2 separate regions of the Homo sapiens genome follow, and region 1 is linked to region 2. A link is an interaction called in ENCODE POLR2A ChIA-PET data of the cell type or tissue named here. Cell type or tissue: GM12878. All regions are shown on one strand. Each heading gives the region's core, and the rest is flanking DNA. Links, peaks and the distances in the headings are about the cores only.

Region 1 (5,380 bases), core at 127-5,126, 52 kb before region 2:
ACTCTGTTGCCCAGGCTGTGTCGAACTTCTGGCCTCAAATGATGCCCTCACCATCATTGGCCTCCGCCTCCCAGAGTGTTGGGATTGGGATTATAGGCATGAACCATTCACACCCAGCCAGTTTCACAATGTCTTATAAAGTAAAACATATTGGCTGGGCTGAGCTCGGTGGATCACACCTATAATCCCAGCACTTTGGGAGGCCGAGGCGAGCAAATCACTGAGCCCTGGAGTTCAAGACCAGTCTGGGCAACATAGGGAGACCCTGTCTCTACTAAAAATACAAAAATTAGCTGAGTGTGGTGGCGCAGGCCTGGAGTCCCAGCTACTCGGGAAGCCAAGGCAGGAGAATTGCTTGAACCCGAGGAGCGGAGGTTGCAGTGAGCTGAGATCGCACCACTGCACTCGAACCTAGAGGACAGACTCCGTCTCAGAAAAAAAAAAAAAAAAGAAAGAAAAAGAAAAGCATAAACAAGGTGGCTGAGTGACACTGCTCACACAACGACAGAGTTCAGGGTTTCCCCAAACCATCCTTAGGTTCCATAATCAGCCAGGACTCACAGAACTCGCTGCAAGCTGTATAACCATAGCTGCAGTTTATTACAGCTGAAGGATATGGATTAAAACCAGCCAAGGGAAATGGTGTATAGGGAAGGGGCTAGGAAAGTTCCAAACCTGGAACCTCCATTATCCTCTCCCTGTGGAATCAGGGACAGCGTTACTTTCCCAGCATCAATGTGTGACAATGTGCACAGACTATTGCCACCCTAGTAAACTCACTGTCTTGGTGTCTAGAGTCTTTATTGAGGTCCCATCATGCAGGCAGGGTTGACTGCCCAGGTGGCAAATCTCAGACTCCAGCTCCTCCTAAGGTCCAGCTATGTGGGTCCATATCTTGTGTCCCAAAGCTTCCACCCTAAGCCACACTGTTCGGTGACCTGCTGCAGCCAGACCCCAGGCTAAACCACATTGTTAGACTATCAGGTGTGGCCAGCTCCACCCTAAACAATGACTATCAGATATGACATTCCAAGGGTTTAGAGGTCAACACCCAGAGGCTGAGCACAAAAGCTAGATCTTGCTGGGTAGGTGGTTCACGCCTGTAATCCCAGCACTTTGGAAAGCCGAGGCAGGCGGATCACGAGGTCAGGAGATTGAGACCATCCTGGCTAACACGATGAAACCCGGTCTCTACTAAAAATACAAAAACTTAGCCGGGCATGGTGGCGGGCGCCTGTAGTCCCAGGCAGGAGAATGGCGTGAACCCGGGAGGCAGAGATTGCAGTGAGCCGAGATCGCGCCACTGCACTCCAGCCTGGGTGACAGAGAGAGACTCTGTCTCAAAAAAAAAAAAAAAAAAAGCCCTCAAAACTAACTAGGAAATGGGGAGATGTAGGTCAAAGGGTACAGAGTGGCAAACATGTAGGATGAAGAAGTGGAAAGACCTAATGTACAGCATGAGGGTTATAGTTAATAACAGTGTGTTGTATTCAGGATCTTTGCTAAATGAGCAGATTATAGCTGCTCTTGCCACAGGGAGGAAAATGGGTACCCATGTGAAATGATGGATATGTTAGTTTGTTTCACTACAGTAACCATTTTACTCTATATGTATCTTACAACATATTGTATATCTTATATATACACAATAAAATGTATTTTAAAAAAAAAGGAACCATTCCCACAGCACCAAGCATAGGGCCAGTTGGAAAAGTACTCAATCAATATTTGTTGACTGCAATCAGCAACTCGTTGAAGTTGGCTTTTGGAAGCTGTTAGATGAACTCCCATGGGAACCTTTCTGTGAATTTCTTAAAATTGTAAAAGGCAGAGTGTGATGGCTCAAGCCTGTGCTCTCAGCTCTTTGGGAGGCCGAGGCAGGATGATTCCCTGAGGCCAGGAGTTCGAGACCATCCTGGGCAACACAGCGAGACCCTGTCTCTACAAAAAATAAAAAAATTAGGCCAGGCGCGGTGGCTCACGCCTGTAATCCCAGCACTTTGGGAGGCCAAGGCGGGTGGATCACGAGGTCAGGAGATCGAGACCATCCTGTCTAACACGGTGAAACCCTGTCTCTACTAAAAATACAAAAAAAAAAAAAAATTAGCTGGGTGTGGTGGCGGGTGCCTGTAGTCCCAGCTAGTCGGGAGGCTGAGGCAGGAGAATTGCTGAGGCAGGAGAAGGAGGTGGAGGTTGCAGTGAGCTGAGATCGTGCCACTGCACTCCAGCCCCGGCGACAGAGGGAGACTCCATCTCAAAAAAAAAAAAAAATTAGGCCTGTCGCCAAGGCGGGTGGACCATAAGGTCAGGAGATCAAGACCATCCTGGCTAACACAGTGAAACCCCATCTCTACTAAAAATACAAAAAAATTAGCCGGGCGTGGTGGCAGGTGCCTGTAGTCCCAGCTACTCTGGAGGCCGAGGCAGGAGAATCACTGGAACCCAGGAGGTGGAGGTTGCAGTGAGCTGAGATTGCGCCATTGCACTCCAGCCTGGGCAACAGAGTAAGAGTCCGTCTCAACAACAAATGGTAAAAATAAGTTAAAAATAAAAATAAAATAAAATAATTAGCTGGGCATGGTGGTACACGCCTATAGTTCTAGCTACTGGGGAAGTAAAACTGGGAGGATCACTCGGGCCCAGGAGTTCAAGACTGCAGAGGGACATGATCATGCGATTGCACTCCAGCCTGGGCATCAGAGTGAGACCCTGTGTCAACAACAATTGTCTTTTTTTTTTTTTTTTGAGACAGAGTTTTGTTCTTGTTGCCCAGGCTGGAGTGCAATGGTGCAGTCTCAGCTCACTGCAACCTCTGCCTCCTGGGTTCAAGTGATTCTCCTGCCTCAGCCTCCCAAGTAGCTGGGATTACAGGCATGCACCACCACACCCGGCTAATTGTTTTGTATTAGTAGAGACAGGGTTTCACCATGTTGGCCAGGCTGGTCTCAAACTCCTGAAATCAGGTGATCCGCCTGCCTTGGCCTCCCAAAGTGCTGGGATTACAGGTGTGAGCCACCACACCCAGCTACAACAACAATTGTAAATCTAATAGTGTAAATCCTTCAGTGGTTTAAGACCCAAGTGATCTGACTCTTGGCTGCCTGTTGAACCTCATCTCTCCCTATCTTCCCAACTCTTATCCCTCGGTGCTTCCTCAGAGATCTCAAAGTCTTCCCTGACTCAGGGCCTTTGCACAGAAGGCAGTTTTCCCTGCCTGCAATGTTCTTCTCCTGTCTGATTCTTGTTCATCCTCCAGGTCTCTGCTAAAATGTTTAGACCTTCCTTGACCCAGTTATCTAAATGACAACTCCCAATCCTCAGAATTACTCTCTCCCCTGGCTCCCTGCCCTTTTTCTGTGGTGACATCATCACTACTGGTGAGTTGCTATTTCTTGGTGGGTTTGTACATCTAGACTGTCTGTCTCCCCCACTAGACTCCTTGAAGGTGGGGGCCCTCATCACAGCTCACAGCTCCATCCCCAGGGCCTGGCACTCCCGAGGCACACACTAAACATCTGCTTCGTGCCTGAACCCCCACTGCTGAGTAGCTGAGTAGCTGGGGCCACAGCTGGGCAGGCCCAGTACGCAGTGGGGATAAGGTCAGAGCAGGGAACTTTTGTAGAACTGGAGAAAACTGAGGCAAGACATGTACTGCAGGTATCCCGTGTGGAGATAGGCTGCTCAGAGCCCGGGAAGGGGAGGCCGGTCCTGGCAGTAGACAGGCTGTCTGTCCCCCCACCCCATCCTAAGAATCCAGGACCCCGTGGCGCCAGCGGAGACTGTGGGTGGGCAGCTGGTTCCAGTCTGGGGACAGGTTCCTTCCCACTTTTTCTGACTGGGGGGCGAGTGAAGTTGGTTTGGGAGAAAATGTCAAAGTGAAAAACAGTGGAGTGATTCAGTCTTTTCAGTCTTGCTTGCTGCCATTTGAAAAGAATGAAAGTGGGATTAACAAAAAAAAAAAAACCCACAAAATCCAAACCAAAACCAAAACAAAAACACCCTACTGTTTTAGAATCTGCCTCAGAAACAATCATCTTTTTGTTTTCTGTGTCACAATAAAATTAAGGGCTCACCCGAGCTTTGTTCTGCACTTGGACTTGTCTGCAGAGAGGCTGGTCTCTGAGTAACAATTTTGCAGCTACCAAGAAGACTCCTCATTTCCAGAGCACCTACTGCAAGTGGGGTGCTGGGACAGGGGAAGGGGCTCAGGTGCATTGAGGGGAGGGGGTTGAACATCCCGTTGAGTAAAGGGTTAAGTCAGCATCAACCAGTGATATTTTTAAAGTGTTCATCAGAGCTTGTCTCTCGCCTGCTTAAAACACTCCAGGCCTTGGCCGGGCGCAGTGGCTCACGTCTGTAATCCCAGCACTTTGGGAGGCCAAAGCAGGCAGATCACGCGGTCAGGAGATCGAGACCATCCTGGCTAACACGGTGAAACTCTATCTCTACTAAAAATACAAAAAATTACCCAGGCGTGGTGGCGGGTGCCGGTAGTCCCAGCTACTCTTTGAGGCTGAGGCAGGAGAATGGCGTGAACCCGGGAGGCAGAGCTTGCAGTGAGCTGAGATCACGCCACTGCACTCCAGCCTGGGCGACAAAGCGAGACTCCGTCTCAAAAAAAAAAAACACTCCAAGCCTTAAAATAAAATGTTAGCCCTTCTCCATCATTGTGGTAGGCTGTATAATTGCCACTAAAAGATGTATCAGTGGCTCATGCACTTTGGGAGGTCAAGGCAGGAGGATTGCTTGAGCTCAAGTTCGAGACCAGCCTGGGCATCATGGTGAAACCCAGTCTTTACAAAAAATTGGTGAGTCATGGTGGCTCAAGGACCTGTGGTCCCAGCTACTCAGGAGGCTGAGGCAGGAGGATTGCTTGAAACCTGGAGGCGGAGGTTGTAGTGAGCCAGGATGGCACCACTGCACTCCAGCCTGGGCAACAGAGTGAGACCCTGTCTCAAACAAACAAACAGAACAGATCCTAATTCTTGGAACCTGTCCATTTTACCTTATAAAGTAAAAAGGTCTTTACAGATTAAGTGACTAAATTAAGATTCTTTTTCTTTTTTTTTCCTTTTGAAACAGGGTCTTGCTCTGTCACCCAGGCTGGAGTGCAGAGGCAAAAACATGGTTCACTGTAACCTCAACCTCCTGGGGCTTAAGCAATCCTCCCACCTCAGCCTCCTAAGTAGCTGGAACCACAGGTGTGCACCGCCACGCCCGGCCAATTTTTTTTTTTTTTTTAGAGACAGGGGTATTTGCTGTGTTGCCCAGGCTGGTCTCAAACTCCTGAGCCAAACCCATCCTCCTGCCTTGGCCTCCCAAAGTGCTAGGTTTACAGGCATGAGCCACTGCGCCCAGCCTCAAATTAAGATTCTTTATT
Region 2 (5,373 bases), core at 1-5,000:
ATCCTGGATGATTTGATCAATTTAATATTGAAGCCCTTTTGTTTTATGATCTAGAACTTAAGAACAGGAAACGTAAACCACCCTAGGAACAAAGTTCAAGGGTAGATTTTTAGAAAGCTGTTACACTCCTGCATTCCTTTGCCTGGCAAATTATTAATTCCATCTATTTTTCCTTCTCTCCACTAAATGTACAGACTACCTTTAGTTTCAGCTGGACCACACATTTCTTTACTGGTCTATTTCCATTTTTTTGCTTGTCCTTTACCCCCAGCCCACCCCACTCCTCCATTCCATTCTCCAAATAGAAGCCAGAGCCATCTGTTAGAATTATCAAGGCACTTCCATGCTTAAACACCTTTGCCTTCTACTGCACTTAGTATAAAACAGAAAATCCTTCACATAGCCTTCATGAGCAGTTCCCTGGCCTCTCCAACACTGTAGCATTACCTATTCTACCTACTTGCTTCCTATTTTTCCAGTTACAGGGGCCTTCCATCGGATCCCCAAACCCACTGAGACCCATTCTTCCTCAGTTAGTGCCTTTGCCTAAAATGTTGTGTTCGCCTAGCTACCCAGTCCTAGAAGCTAGTCCTCAGTCTCTGCCAGGCTATGTCCTACTTCCTCCTTTAAGTTTCACTAATGTTACTTCCCCAGTGAGGTTTCTTCTGACACTCCCACCACCATCTAAATTAGGTCCCCCTCATTCTCTCTAGGACCCTATTCTTTTCCACTAAAAATCTGTTACAATAAACACAAATATATTGTCTTCTCCCCACCTTAGGAACAAACTTCAAGGGTAGATTTTTAGAAAGCTGTTAGGCTCCTGCATTCCTTTGCCTCGCAAATTATCTATTAATTCCATCTATTTTTCCCTCTCTCTACTAAATGTACAGACTACCTTTAGTCTCAGCTGGACCACTTCCAAATTACTGTTAGACATAATAATAGACAATAATTAGACAAGCTTATTAGACATAAGCTCTACAAGCATATTTTGTATGCCACATAGGCACAGTGCCCAGCACATATTAGGTGCTCAATAACAATCTGCTGGATGAGTAAGTGGCCTTATTCTTAATTCTAATACTTGATTCTCTCCTACTCCCAAAAGTAGCCCTTAAAGTCTGAGAGTATAATGTCTTGGAACCTTAGCAGTATACACCAATGAAAGTTGTGAAATCTTAGTCAAAAAAGGCAACAGATGTTTTATTCTTCAATGCAAATTACTGTATTCACCACAAGCTAAAGAAGAGAACATGTATCCTACATATATATTTATATATATATATATTTTTTGTGTGTGTGTGTGTGTGTGGATTTATGGAAGACTAAAGACACGGAAAAAAATCCAGCACCCCAACATGTACAGCCAGGAAGGAAATCAGTTCTGTAATAGGACAGGTATAATGAACTACAAACAAGAAGGGGTGGAAAAAGAAGAAAAAAAAATGTGCATTGAGTTTAAGACACTGTAAAACTCAGAAGACATATTTACTATTCAAGTATAAACTCTGTAAGGACTTGGCATAAATTGAAAGGCAGCTGCTGAGGTACACCATTATAAAAGAAGTTCTATGAATTTACAATTCTACCTTCCAATTTCCTGGGAGAAAAAACCAAACTCTTGAAGGTCTTCACCAGAGACCCTGAGAGGGATTAACACTTTTGATGAAGACATAGTCAATAATTCATGATTGAACTATTCAAAAACATGTATTTATTTAGAACAATAGAAATACGTGTTCTCAGACTGTCCTCTAGAGTTTTTGAGACTATTAGTTCAAGAGTTTCAAAGTATATTACTTGTAAAAACAATACTGATTAAAAAAATTTTTTTTAACAAAAAAACAGAAATCTGATTTGATGGTACCTTGAAAATACCCTAAATACCAAATTTTCTCCAACCTAACATTACAGCTAATTTAAGAATTCCTCCTTCATTGGTAAAACATTTTTTCCTCATTAAATGTGGGTACTGAAATTGGATAGAAACACTATGAATGTGAAAATACCACCAATTTTCTGCAGTAAAAAAAAAAAACCCAAAAAACAAAAAAACAAACAAAAAACCTAGAATGTTCTTTGGAATCACTGAAATATCACAAACTTGGGTTTTTTCTTACAGTCTGTGCACCTTCTTTCAGGTTCTCTGTTTTGCTTGTAGTACTGACTGTGTGATTCTAATTTTTATAGATTCAAGTCTTGCAATGCAATATCCATGCTTGACACACCGGTGTCTCTGACCAGTGAGAAGTTATGCATAACCCAGAAACGCTGTCATTTACATCTCCATAAAGACTTCTGCCCCAAATAAAAACTTCAGAATGACACAACACATCCTGTGTTAAACAATCAAATGAACCCAACAAGGGGGATTCCAGTGTGATTTCAGTACTTGGGAGGGCATTGTCTGCTATGGTTTCTCATGGAAGTACCACAGGCCTGGCTGCTAGCATTCAGCTTTCCTTGGCCTTAAAAGGGATTTTCTCAGGGCTGGCAAGTTGGATTAGATTCTAAGAGAATTTTGTCTTTGACAAACTACCATTTTTAGCATAAAATCTGGCCATGGCTATAAGTTTCAATGTGTGTACAACTGATTAGAGAGTTTTTTTTTTCTTTTTCTTTTCAACATTGGCTGGAATTGAGTAGAAAAAAGTCCACGATGCCTCTTCACATGTGTCATGAAATATGAGAAATCTGTCTGATTCTAGATACTATTTCTTTACGACACAATGGGCAGGTCTCCAGCTGCAAGGCACAATCCATGCACAGGTCACTGGGGAGAAACACAGAAAAGTCAGTCAAGTTAATGCTTCAAAAGGTCAAACTCCAACTGCCTGCCAACTAAATCAAAAATGTTAACAAGTTTGTTCATTGAAAGGGTTACTAATTATACATGGTTTAAAAAAAATGAATATGTAAATAAAAAGTAAATCTTACATTTCTGATCCTCAATTGTCTTAGTCTGTGGAACAAGTAAAAAGTTCATATGCATTCTTTCAGACACTCTATATGTGCACAGCATATACTTACAGATGTGCACTTATAGGTAGGGATATAATATTTCTCCCCAGAAAGCTAGCCATTTATCCCAGAATCATTTACCAAACAGTCCATCTTTCACCACAGTTTTGACACAATGCCTTTGTCATATGGTAAATTTTCATTTTTAGTTAGTTCTATTTCTGGGCTTTTATTGTATTCCATTATTCTGCCATTCTTGTCATATAGTAATGGGACCAAACTATTAACATTTATTTTAATGTATTTTAAGATGTGGTATGGTTGTCATCTCCCTAACTTTCAGAATTTTCTTGCCTTAAACTTTTAAATCAGCATGTCAAGTTCCAGAAAAAAATCATGTTGCTCTTTTTATGTTGAGCAAATTAAACTTAGAGTTTAGAGAAAACTGTCACCTTTACAATACTGAGAGGTCCTCCTATCCAAGAAGAGACTCATTTATTTAAGTCTTCTGTTATACTCTTTGGTAGTTTAAAAGTTTTCTTCATATACGCTCTACATATTTCTTGCTATGTATTCTTAGATAGCACTTTTTTTTTTAACCATGGTAAAAGGGATCTTCAATTATATGTTCTAACTGGCTGCTATTATACATATAGCTAGAAGAGCTACTGATTTTTGTGTATTTTGTAAGTCATAGTGGTGACAGTAGGCATCCTTATCTTATTCCCAACATCTCTTGAAATGCTTCCTATGTGTCACCATTAAAAAGATGCTAGCTGGTGAAACCCCGTCTCTACTAAAAATACAAAAATTAGCTGGGCATGGTGGCGGGCACTGGTAATCCCAGCTACTTGGGAGGCTGAGGCAGGAGAAATCACTTGAGCTCGGGAGGCGGAGGTTGCAGTGAGCTGAGATCACGCCACTGCACTCAAGCCTGGGTGACAGAGCGAGACTCCGTCTCAAAAAATAAATAAATAAATAAAAATAAATAAATAAATAAAAATAAAAAAATAAAGAGATACTAGCATTTGGCTGAAATATATGTGTTTTTTGTATTGTTATGGAAGTATCCATCCATTCCTATTTTATATTGTTTTAGTCCATTCATTTCTGTTTTGTAGTATTTCATCCATTAGGAATGGATATTGAATTTTAACAAATGCTTTCTCAGCATTCTTGAAGTGATAACTGCCCCTCTCCTGCCTCTGGCCTATTTGAGTAATTATATTAAAGATTTCTATATTGTAGGCTGGGCATGGTGACTCATGCCTGTAATCCCAGAACTTTTCGGAGGCCAAGGCAGGTGGATTACTTTAGGTCAGGAGTTCGAGCCAGCCTGGCCAACATGGTGAAACCCCGTCTCTACTAAAAATACAAAAATTAGCTGGGCCTGGTGGCATGCGCCTGTAATCCAAGCTACTCGGGAGGCTGAGGCAGGAGAATTGCATGAACCCAGGAGGCAGAGGCTGCAGTGAGCTGAGATCACACCACTGTACTCCAGCCTGGACGACAGAGCAAGACTCCATCTCAAAAAAACCTGCCTTTGCCTGGGCTGGAGTGCAGTGGCACGATCTCTGCTCACTGCAACCTCCACCTCCCAGGTTTAAGCAATTCTTTGTCTCAGCCTCCTGAGTAGCTGGGATTACAGGCGCCCACCACCACGCCCGGGTAATTTTTTTTGTATTTGTAGTAGAGACGGGGTTTCACTGTCTTGGCCAGGCTGGTCTCAAACTCCTGGCCTTGTGATCCACCCGCCTTGGCCTCCCAAAGTGCTGGGATTACAGGTGTGAGCCACCGTGCCCAGCCTAAGATTTCTGTAATTGTACCATCCTTGCATTCCTAAGATAACTCCCCCTGCCAGTTGCGTTGCTAGGTCTTACTTTCTAATATTTTATTTGGGAGTTTTAGATTTATATTCATAAAAAAATAGTTTTTTCTTTTTATGAGTTTTATCAGCTTTTGGTATGATTACTAAAAATAACATTGTGGTTTTCCTACTTTCTCTATGGTTTGGCCAAGTTTAAATAGAATTGGGCTACCTATTCCCTGAAAGTTGTAAAGAGTTCACCTGTGAAACTAGCCTTAGTACTTGTGGAAGAGAAGGCAAAGGTAGCTTTGATAACCATTTTAACTTCTTTTATGGTAACAGGAATGCTTAGATTTTCAGTCTCCTCTGGGGATTGACTCTTGTAATTCATTTTATCCAGGTTTCCTTTCTTTGTCCCTATATCCCTTTTAAAATTGTTGTTGCTGCTCAAAGTTTAGCTAAATTTTCTTATAATTCTTTTAATGTCCTCTTCCAACTCTATTTTGGATATATATCTACTATGGAGACTATGATCATACTTAAGATACCTAGTTCTAAAGTTTTATATTTCAGCACTCATTAATGACCCCTTGTATTATGTG

What was found. Peaks named below come from ENCODE experiments on the same cell type or tissue, not always from the same donor. Only the 100,000 strongest peaks of a DNase experiment are listed, where the experiment ranks them.
Region 1: POLR2A ChIA-PET joins it to region 2 with 5 read pairs; 23 of 35 experiments call an interaction of 5 or more read pairs at or near these places.

What each region holds. Positions count from the first base shown.
Region 1 is chr16:57,288,406-57,293,785 of GRCh38, reverse strand. No RefSeq gene overlaps it. Among named protein-coding and RNA genes, the nearest start is that of PLLP, 6.4 kb to the right of the region's middle. RefSeq lists a silencer at 835-1,129. In GM12878, for the core only: no CTCF peak of the experiment used is centred there; no DNase peak of the experiment used is centred there.
Region 2 is chr16:57,236,282-57,241,654 of GRCh38, reverse strand. RSPRY1 (ring finger and SPRY domain containing 1) reads right to left here. Exons shown (of 15, transcript NM_133368.3): 15 at 1,186-2,776. The coding sequence ends at 2,680. Among named protein-coding and RNA genes, the nearest start is that of ARL2BP, 6.3 kb to the left of the region's middle. In GM12878, for the core only: no CTCF peak of the experiment used is centred there; a DNase peak (open chromatin) is centred at 2,332; H3K27ac peaks cover 642 bases.